Regions from separate parts of the Homo sapiens genome. Here region 1 is linked to region 2. Evidence: chromatin contacts called from ENCODE Hi-C data. All regions are on one chromosome and are shown on one strand. Each heading gives the region's core, a stretch centred on a gene start or an enhancer-like site at or near the end of the contact. The rest is flanking DNA. Distances are from core to core; before and after follow the strand shown.

The links. Hi-C counts contacts between places; a loop is a spot of excess contacts on that map.
Region 1: a map of ascending aorta shows a loop between it and region 2 (2.2-fold over the local background). The contact joins the promoter of TMEM178A here to the enhancer-like site in region 2. A Hi-C loop is called at or near these places in 1 of 168 maps with a recorded cell type or tissue (ascending aorta).

What each region holds. Positions count from the first base shown.
Region 1 is chr2:39,663,895-39,669,305 of GRCh38, forward strand. TMEM178A (transmembrane protein 178A) reads left to right here and starts at 2,023. Exons shown (of 4, transcript NM_152390.3): 1 at 2,023-2,480. The coding sequence starts at 2,081.
Region 2 is chr2:39,716,386-39,721,929 of GRCh38, forward strand. TMEM178A (transmembrane protein 178A) reads left to right here. Exons shown (of 4, transcript NM_152390.3): 4 at 625-1,578. The coding sequence ends at 866. Among named protein-coding and RNA genes, the nearest start is that of TMEM178A, 53 kb to the left of the region's middle. RefSeq lists enhancers at 4,636-5,137, 5,138-5,544. Within about 2 kb of position 3,111, at least 5 of the 41 ENCODE cell types and tissues checked have a DNase peak (open chromatin) inside an H3K27ac peak, as active enhancers do; they include ascending aorta, where a contact is called at or near this core.

The DNA.
Region 1 (5,411 bases), core at 773-3,272, 54 kb before region 2:
GTCAACTGTGGACTCACAGTTAAAGGTATTCTCTCTGTGCATCTATTAAGATCTAGGATTTTATACATATTGTAGAGTATAAATTAAAGAAAGCTTCTAAGTCTTATCATTTTTGTGTAAATCCAGCTAAGACTCCTTTGATGAGCTCAGTGTTTGCTGTGAAGGAAAAGCTTATAGGTGAGAGGAACACTAAAATTATAATTCTTTGTCTTCCTTAATTAGACTAGAGCTCACCATAGACCTTGCTGAAACTGTGAGAAAATCCAAGCAATAATTCACACTGTCAGGTCAGCAGAAATGGGAATGCGGGTCTGATATAACTGAAAGATTTGCTTAAGTGATCTATCTATGAACTGAACCGCTCAGAATAGGCACACGATCTTCACTGGAAATGTACCCTCTGAAGATGCTAAACACAAACAGCAATGAAAATAAATCCCAGCAAGAGCCTTATACCACCTTTACAGATGTCATCCTAGAGGAAGGATATAAAGCATATTAATACCAATTGATGTAGGGCACTAATTAATAAGTCCCATTAAATCATGGAGTAATGACATTTAGCATGTAATGAATGCCTCATAATTTCTTCATCATTAATATTTCATAGCATAAGAACACAAGCATTTTCATCCCTGGGCCAGTGCAGCATGGTTTTCTGTCTCTGACATGACCACAAGGGCATTGAGTGGCACGAGTGTATTGCACCTCTGTGGTATAGACTGACTATACCGCACAAGTGATTAACTCTTAGCACCCCGGGTCCTAGCGTTTCCTCATTTTAGAAAATGTGAATCTGCCTGCCATTCTTGGAAGTAACCTCTGTGACTGGAAGATGGAAGAACTGCCCCAGGCTCAGGTGTTGACTTTGGTGTGTAGCATTGCTTTGCTGTTGACCCCCACCCCCCAGCCCAAGAAGGAAACCTGCACAGGAGAAAATCATTACTTTGATTTATTACTGGGGGCTTGCTGTATGCAAAGGCAATAATCACCTCATGGAGCAGGTGCCACTGCCAGGGTTCATTGATTCCAGGCTCTTCTAGAAATTCCAGGAGGCCAGTCAGTCTGGCGGGAGATGGACGTAGTCAACGAAAAAAGAAGTCCATCTCATAGCAGGTTGAAATGAAGTGGGAGAAAAATCTCTGGTCATCGTTCTATCGCTCCACTGACACTCGGTGTCTTTTTCTTTCAGAAGAGGGGCTTGAGCAGAGAGAATGCTTAGAGGCTAAGCGATGGGCAAGTGAGAGGGAAAGAGCCGCGACAGATAGAGCTGGCTGCCTAGGGGTCTCAGAGGCTTCATCCTGCAGGCGGCAGGCGGCAGGACAAAGGGACCTTCGGACTCCAGATCAAGATTCCAAGGAGTTAAACGCTACCACGCAGCCCGACCTGGATGGGATTTGCTCCTGGGTACAAAACGGGACACTGATCAAAATCAACTTGGACAAGTGACAAGAGTGAGTCTTATGTCGGTGGATGTCTTTTAAGGTCGTTGGAGGGAAGAGGACGGGAGGGGTGTGCCGAGGGGTAGGTGGAGAGAGGCACCGAGTCCAGAGCCGGGATATAAATGCACCAGGAGCCGGGGAGCAGAGGAGCAAATGAGTGGGGGAAAGTGTGAGAGGAAGAGTTGGAGAAAAGTCGGGGGAAAGTAGGGACAGGGTTAAGGGGAGAGAGGAGGATGAGGGCGGCGAGGAGAGATTAAAAGGGGAAGGGGGGTCGCTGGAGAGGAGGGCGGACTGTGGATCGGAGGTAGGGAGAGGGGCGAGAGGAGTGCGCGGGGTGGGGGGCGCCGGGGCGAGGAGAGGGGGCTGGGGAAGAGGAGGGGGGCAAGAAAGCGAGAGCGGCGCGGGGGAGGGCTAGGAGCCCGGGGGCCGGGCCGGGGGCGGGCGGGCGGTGGGAGGCGAGATCAGGCCAGGGGAGAGGGAGCGAGCCGGGCCGGGCTCGCAGGGCGAGGAGGCCGTAGGAGGGAGGTGGGGGGCAGGTGGGGGGAAGAGGGAGGGAGCGGGCGGAGAGCTGGGGCCAAGTGCATTGTGTCTGGCGGCGGCGCGCGAGCCCACCGGCGGCTGCGGCGGGGCGGGAAGCCATGGAGCCGCGGGCGCTCGTCACGGCGCTCAGCCTCGGCCTCAGCCTGTGCTCCCTGGGGCTGCTCGTCACGGCCATCTTCACCGACCACTGGTACGAGACCGACCCCCGGCGCCACAAGGAGAGCTGCGAGCGCAGCCGCGCGGGCGCCGACCCCCCGGACCAGAAGAACCGCCTGATGCCGCTGTCGCACCTGCCGCTGCGGGACTCGCCCCCGCTGGGGCGCCGGCTGCTCCCGGGCGGCCCGGGGCGCGCCGACCCCGAGTCCTGGCGCTCGCTCCTGGGGCTCGGCGGGCTGGACGCCGAGTGCGGCCGGCCCCTCTTCGCCACCTACTCGGGCCTCTGGAGGAAGTGCTACTTCCTGGGCATCGACCGGGACATCGACACCCTCATCCTGAAAGGTGAGCGGCGGGCGCACCCCGCGTCCCCGGCGCCCGCGCGTGGAGCGCAGCCCGCGGCTTCCCAGGGGCGCGCCGGTCCCCGCAGCCCCCTCCCAGCCGCGGCCCCGCGCCTGGGCATTCTTGCATCCTTCCCGCCGCCTCCAGTCTTTATCTCTTCCCTTTCTTTCCCCACTGCCTCCCTTCTTCTCCCTCTCCTTGACTCTCTTCTTTCGTCCACATCCTGCGCGTCCTTTCAAGTCCGTGCCGCACCTCCCGCCTCTGTCTCCTTCTTTCCTGCCTTCGCCTCCCATTCCCCGGTTCTCTCTCTCTCCCCGTCCTTCTCTGCCTTTGTACACCTGCCTGACATGTGTGTCTTTTCTTGACGCTGCTCCCCGTGAGGGGGACTAACCGTCAAAGACTCGACTTTTCTCACCCGGGCTCCTTCCTTCAAGTTGTGCTCCTTTTGGAAATACCGTTTGGAAGAAAAGTGGTGCCGACCTCCGAAGAGAGGGAAGGGGCTTTGCCTGTATTGTGCGGATGCTGGTGTCAGACGGAACTGATGTGGTCATCCCAGCCTGGCAGGGCTGATGGGCAGCGAAGGAGGCCCCGGAACCTTCCTTCATACCCCTGAAGTGCAGGGTGTGTGTGGATTAGACTTCAGAGACCAATCGTTGGCTGGTGGAGGCTGGTGGAGGCTGCCCGAGGCAGATAGGACACCTGCTTTCCAACCTTCCTGAGGACCCCATACCCCCACCCTCCTCGCTGTCCAGGCACTGAGGAGAGAAAATGTCCTCGCCCTTTAAACTAGAGCTTTCCAGATTTGGGCACTCACTCTCTGCTTATCACTCTGTCTTCTGTTCGTGGTACCTTGTCAGGTTGTTTTTGTTGTTTGTTTTGTTTGGCACTGAGTTGCAGAGCATCAATTTGTTCTTCTGAAATCTGTGCAACACCTGTCTTCTGTGAATGCTATCAGATAGTTTGATTTTTTTTTTTTTTTTGGTAATCCCATTCACGTAAAAATATTCAGTGTGACAACTTGTGAAGCTTCCTTTAACTTTCAGAACTTGACTCAATGTATTTTTTTCCCCTTTGAGATTAAAAAAAAAAATCAACATCTCTTCTCTTGGACTCATGATGCCAAAAAAGAAAAAGTCCAAAATCAGTACATTTTAATATTTAGTAGCCATGTAGGAAAACAAACAGACGGATTTGTGTTGAGTTACAGCCTGGAATGGAATGACATAGAAAAGAGGGGGTTAATAATGTGTTGGCCTTCAGAGTCTTGCTAGTTGGCGGATTCTTCATTTCTCAAACATGTCAACTTCCTCCTTCCCATGGCTAACTCAGCTGGGGACTGCCATCCAAAATCTGTCTGCGTGTGGAAGGACTCCAGCACTTTTAGGGGAACCAGATACAGTAAAATCTTTTGGGAAGTGCACCATTTTCTTTTCTCTCCTAACTTGCATCCAAATCTGATTTCTCCTCATGAAGATGCTGCATAATTAATTCTGATAGTAGCATAGTACATGAACAAACTGTAAAAGCTGAATGTGGAGGCTCAGTTATGGAGTGCTCATTTAGGCAAGGCAATTTTGAAAGCTAAGCAGTGTAGTCTGTCTTTGGAAATGACAGAACTGCATTTCCTTACACTTTCTATGCTTAGAGTATTTGATTGCATGTAAATTGGATATAGAGCAATGCCTGAAACAGCAGGGCAGAGTCAAACCTACAGTAGAAGAGGGGACCCCCACAGGATATTGCACAATGCCTCTGCAAATGCCCTGGCTAACTGAGGTGCCAGTTCCAGGGCAGTCCAGGGTCAAATAATAGAGGTGGAAGGACTTTAGAGGTCATTGAAGTTGAACATCTACTGGTTGTTCAAATTCCCTTCTACAATCTTTCTGACAAATGGTTGTCTAGCCCAGTACTTCCGTAAGACGGAACTCATATACTCGTTAAAAGAACTAGATTTTCCCAGTCACGAATGCCTATTTTTAGATGAAAACAATCTCAGCTTTATAATATTGATGGTGTTTAGCTAATCTTTTGTGTAGAACACTGAAGAGTTCTAGGTTGTGAACAGAAGATATGGGCCCCATTGCTGGCTCTGTTGCTAAATTGCAGTGTGTTCTCCAAGTATCAAGACCTTCTTCGCCTTCGGTTTCCTTGTCTGTGGTATTATTAGGAGGGATGACTATTCTTTAGAGAAATTTCTAGTTCACATATCTGTCATTGTTATAATTAATAACAATGTAAATTTAGCTTCTTGCAAAGTTAATGAGCCAACGCTATTAAGCAATGAGGAGTTTGGAGGAAAGAACAGGCATTGGTAGATTATAGGATCATAATTTGTTGTTTGGGAGATGTCCAGAAATGCCTTGTAATGTTGCTACTAACCAACCTTGGGCTAGTTACATAATTCTTCTAGATCTCAGTTTCATCATCTGTGAAATGTATGGGTGACAAGAGCAGCTTTAAAATTCTGAGTCTATGAATAATTTGAGAAAAGAAAATGTCACCAACATTTTCCTGGCTCAAAGATGATTTTGGCACCCATATTAGGCAAACATTATCACCTTTGTTTTGGCATCTGACATTAGTGGCTGTGGTATGAATTTCTTAAATGAGCCATTTATAAAACTAGAAATTAACACTGTATCTAATTTTAAAATTTGAGCAACTAGAGTCCCAAGTTCCATTCTTTCTTCTATGAGTTACCTTGTTTATGAGTCTTAGCATCGTTTAGAAATTTTAATGGTAGGAAATGAAAAGTTTATTCAGATGGGAGAGTGGGGAGGGGTGGAAAAAGGGCTCAAGAACTGTCTGGCATGCTTAGTGAGCTTCTGAGAGGCAAAGATGTCAGCATTTTCTTCTCTGGACCTAGAGGGCAAAGCTAGGAGTTGAATGAGGAGTGCAGGGAAGAAAATGTAGAGTTGATAATATGGAAAACAT
Region 2 (5,544 bases), core at 1,861-4,360:
CAATTGCCTCCATTTTGAATGGTTGAAATGGATGATCTCCTTGCTCAGCTATTTTACATCATATGGTATATGTAAGACTGTGCCTTAACAAAAAAGATTTAGCTACTTGTATGACTTCATCTAAAATATTATTTAAGGCAACATGATAAATATTTATGATAATGTTAATTGAAAAAGAAAGCAGATGTTGTATAACGATTACAACAGAATAACTGTATGAAATTAGGTGGAGAGCGAAGGAAAATGAAAACTATTTTGTGCTTGATTTGAGTGATTATAGAAGTTTTTCTCTTAAAAATAGAACTTTTATTGTTTTTAAGAATAAAAAAAGAATTCCAATATATATAACCATTTGAATTAGATAATTCTGAATAATTCAGGTTATCAGAATTTTCCTGTCTCTTTCACTCCTGCATCTCCATTCCCTAGTGTAGGGTCTGGCACACAGAAGTTTTGCCAATGTTTGTTATATGAATTAATTCAAGTAAAATAATTATGGATCATTTGTGAATTTGGAGTGACTGCCTCAGTGGTTGATCTGATTTTCATAAAGGCCTGTCTGGCATTTGTCTTGTAACAGGCAAACTGTAACTAATCATTCTGTTCTCTTTGTATTATTTATAGGGATATTTTGCACCATTTCCCTCTGTACTTATGCCGCCAGTATCTCGTATGATTTGAACCGGCTCCCAAAGCTAATTTATAGCCTGCCTGCTGATGTGGAACATGGTTACAGCTGGTCCATCTTTTGCGCCTGGTGCAGTTTAGGCTTTATTGTGGCAGCTGGAGGTCTCTGCATCGCTTATCCGTTTATTAGCCGGACCAAGATTGCACAGCTAAAGTCTGGCAGAGACTCCACGGTATGACTGTCCTCACTGGGCCTGTCCACAGTGCGAGCGACTCCTGAGGGGAACAGCGCGGAGTTCAGGAGTCCAAGCACAAAGCGGTCTTTTACATTCCAACCTGTTGCCTGCCAGCCCTTTCTGGATTACTGATAGAAAATCATGCAAAACCTCCCAACCTTTCTAAGGACAAGACTACTGTGGATTCAAGTGCTTTAATGACTATTTATGCGTTGACTGTGAGAATAGGGAGCAGTGCCATGGGACATTTCTAGGTGTAGAGAAAGAAGAAACTGCAATGGAAAAATTTGTATGATTTCCATTTATTTCAGAAAGTTTGTATGTAACAATTACCCGAGAGTCATTTCTACTTGCAAAAGGATTCGTAACAAAGCGAGTATAATTTTCTTGTCATTGTATCATGCTTGTTAAATTTTAATGCAGCATCTTCAGAACTTGTCCTGATGGTGTCTTATTGTGTCAGCACCAAATATTTGTGCATTATTTGTGGACGTTCCTTGTCACAGGAAGATTCTTCTTCTGTTGCCTTATTGTTTTTTTTTTTTTAAGTCTCTTCTCTGTCTTTGTACTGGAATCGAAATCATAAGATAAACAGATCAAACGTGCTTAAGAGCTAACTCGTGACACTATGCAGTATTGTTTGAAGACCTGTTGTTCAACCTCTGTCTCTTTATGTTAACTGGATTTCTGCATTAAATGACTGCCCCCTTGTTAATCTGGGTGTGTTTTCCTATGTCTTTTAGCTGTGTCAACAGGTCTCCCTAGCCATAAGGACAGAGGAAAACTCTGTTGTTTTAATAAGACTCTTATTAAGACTTAATAATTGCTTCATTTCAATTAGGTTGGGCATTATTATCTTTTGTAGCAACCACACACTTGCTATTGACAAAAGATGTCATTTTCAAACTTGTTTTTAAACCTTCCTATACTATTTACAATTTTCTTCTTCTCCTTCTCTTTTTCTCTCATTTTCCCCTCTCTCTTCCTCTTCCTCCCCTGTTTACCATCTGCCTGGTATGTATCCAGTCATAAGGATACATGGTCTCTGTTTTTGTTCTTGGACCTCCTAAAGCAGCGATTTTCAACCTTGGCTGCTCAGAGTCACCTGGTGAGGTCTTCAGCTGTACCTAAACAGGGCCTCACCCCAGACCAATTAACTCAGAATATCCACAGCTGGGCCTAGGCTTGAGCATTTTTGTAAAAACATCCCAGATGATTCTGATACACAGCTGTGATTGAGAGCCACTCATTTGGGCCAGAACCGTGGTTATCTCCTTAGCTACTAACAAAGCGAACTCACTTATTTAGCACTTACTATGTGCCAGTAACTGGGCTGTGGTGTTATTTCACTTAATCCTCTCCAAAGCTCTATGAGGTAAGTGCTGTTATTTTATGTTACTCATAAGCTGAGGATCAGACTCAAAACATTTGCTTCATTTTTTTTTCTCGATCCTTTTTCTCTGTGTGGGTTTGGGACAACAGTTAAAATTCTTCCGTTGTGTTTGCTTATCTTTCAGCGGAGGGTGGGGCACTCGCCGACTTCTAAGCTTTTCCTTTTAACTCCAACCCTTGTTCCCGATTCTACACACAATGTAGGATAAAGACAGCTTGTAAAATAGAAGACGCCATTCCAGAATATGCTGTTTCAGATTTTGATTTCATAAAAGATTCTTTTCTTTCTTCTTTATAAAAACTGATTTAGTCCTCATAAAAGGAAAATGATCATCTACTCCCAAAGGATAGAGTCTGATTTCCAAGTGATGGTGTCCACATATTGTCATGTAAGGGCCGAAAGGGGTTGGAGGATGCCGGCGACCACACCAGCTTTGGCTCCGTGGCTCCAGGCACAGCACAGGCTCATGAGTGTATTCACTGGCACTCTCTCAGGCCTTTTAATATACTGGTCCCTCTGGATGAGATCAGAGACGTATAGAAAGGGTCAATTATTTTCAAAGCAGGAGAGCTCTTTCTTTGAAGTCTTCTTTAAAGATCCCCATAGAAGATGTCAAGACTCTTGGACATTTATATTCCAACCAACAAAGCAGTGTCTGAGTGAGTAACTTTTGAAGTTTCAGAGAAGTTTCCTAGGGGTTTGAGGTGAGAGTGGAAGAAAGCCTCGCGGTAGCAGGAGGTTGAAGGGTTCACACACCAGAAAGATTTGCCTCGAAGCCAGGGGAGTTCACTTAGGATTCAAACGAGTGCTGGCAAGGACTGAGGCTCCCTGCCTTCCAGCCAAAGTGAGCTCGAAGCAACCAACGTGCCAGGCCAAGGTTCCTCGCTTTCTACTTACTGTCACGCAAGTGTGGGCAAATGTTGCCAGTGCTGGGCATTTGGCCCTGAGTCCTTGGGCTTCTCTTAGGAGTTTTTTCTTAACTGGCTTGTGAATGAAGAATGATTGAAATGATTGCACAGTACTGTGCAGGACAGAATAATTTATTGAAATCCTTTGTTCTATGTTCTCTCTGTCCCACACACCCCCCTTTTTAACAGACTTGTCCTTGGTTTATTTGCTGTATTAGAACCAGTGTTGTCCATTCTCGGGGAAGCCTCCCTCATCTTTCAAGGACTACCATGGACCCTCGATAATCGAGATTTCCCAGGATATGGGAAACCTCCACAGAACATAATAGCCCCCATAACATTTCTTATATAGTCAACAAATATTTACTGAATGGCTATTATGTGCTCACATTCTAGCACTTGGGAAACATTAATGAAGCAAAACAGACAAAGGTTTTTGCCCTGGTAAAGCTTATGTTCTAGAAAAATGCAGTGAAGGACATAGTGAAAAAAATTAAGCTTACTCTTTTTGGCCCTAAATTGTTTTGTAAGTCCAGGGTTAAAGTTATTCAATTACTAAAATAAGTTTCTTTTAAATTACATTCCCATTGGCTGTGCATTTCATACTTCACAACATTCTCATTATTTGAATCTAGCCCTGGCAAGTTAAAAAAATACTAACTTTTTGCAAGGGCCGGGTGGGGGGTGCCTCTTAAAGATTTCTTATTCGAAATTGAAGTCTGAGAATGACAAAAGTGTGCCCCCACAAGTGAGCTAGAGGGAATAAAAACCTGGGAACCCGGGACTCAGGTGAATGGGGGCCCACGAGCTCAAAATATACCACCTGATGGAGGCTGGTGCAGGTGGGATACTCACACTGCCTAGGCAACCACCCACTCCAGATCTTTGCTCAGGCTCTTTCCTCTGCTGGGGACACCCCCTCCTCTGCCTGGCTTATTCTGACTTTTCCTTGTGTCTCAGCTTCTACACAACACTCCCGGACACCTTCCTCAAACATGCTGCATTGCTTCAAATCCTTTCCTGACCAGTTACGCTCCGCACATGAATTGCCTGGCAACCCATAACCAGATCATAGACTCTTTCAAGGAGGAATCTGTGCCTTGTCCCGGTGCTCAGCCCACCCAGTGCCTGGTAGACCGTAGGTGCTCTTAAATCTTTGTGGAATCAATACATGGATTCAGAGTCATAGATAAACTCTTTTCTTCCCTGGACAGAGCTGACTCCCTTAGCACCAATTTTAGGGAGCCCATAAAAAATGTACAGTCGTGTGATGAGGCTAAATGGAAAGAGAATATAGCTTGGCAAGCAAGGAAACCTCATTAGAATAATTAAAGGGACTATTAACCCAAACCAACCTAGACGTAACTTAAAATGTGTTATGAACTACTGTGGAACATTTATTTGATGGCTCAAACATTAAGTTAGTAACCTCAATATGGTTCTACACCTCAATTTAAAGCGTTCTCATTTATGTGCATGTGTGTTTCAAATCCCTAATTGGAATTCTGAAAGGAATGCTTCAGAAATGACTTCCTTTGAATGCAAATAGCTATCCTGACGAAGAACACATTTAAATTGCATATGAATTTCTCTGGGGCCTTGCCCTTTGACTGGAAGAAGAGGAAGTTTTCTGTGCTGCATGCAGGACAACCACAAATGCTTGAAGATGCTCAGGGCACCCAGTTGCATACTGGGAACTTGGCTATGCAATACATATTCCTCTTAATATGCAACCTGTGTTTTGCCAGGCATCAAAGCAAGATTTCTAATTGTCCTAAAACATTAGAATATGTCTGCCTGGAGCCCCTGTAAGAGGAAAACAGATTGGCTGGCTATAAAAGAAGATAGCATTTTTTCTGTTTTTATTTCCAATTTTTTTCTCCCCTTCAGCATTCACTATAAAATACTGCCTGCTACTATAAGGTCTGGCTATGCTTGGTTTCTCTTAGGTCTCTAAGTGAATGTTTTGCAGAGAGGAAGGAGACAGGACCATGGGTCTAGAGCAGAAAGAACAAGGGAAGAGTGGTGCAGGTGAGGTTGCCAAGGTAGGCAGAGGCTTGCTGGTCACAGTAAAGAGTTTGGGTTTTACTCTGGTAATTGAAAACAAACGGCCTAAAAAAGGATAATGATGTGATCTGATTTCCACTTTAGGACTATCAGTTGGCCAGGTGTGGTGGATCACACCTGTCATTCCGGTGTTTTGGAAGGCTGAGGCTGGAGGATCTCTTGAGTCCAGGTATTCAAGACCAGGCTGGGCAAATAGAGCCTGTCTCTATAAAAACATTTTTAAAATTAGCCAAGTGTGGTGGTACATGCCTGTAGGCTTAGCTACTCGGCAGGCTGGGGCAGGAGGATTGCTTGAGTCTAGAAGCTATTGAGC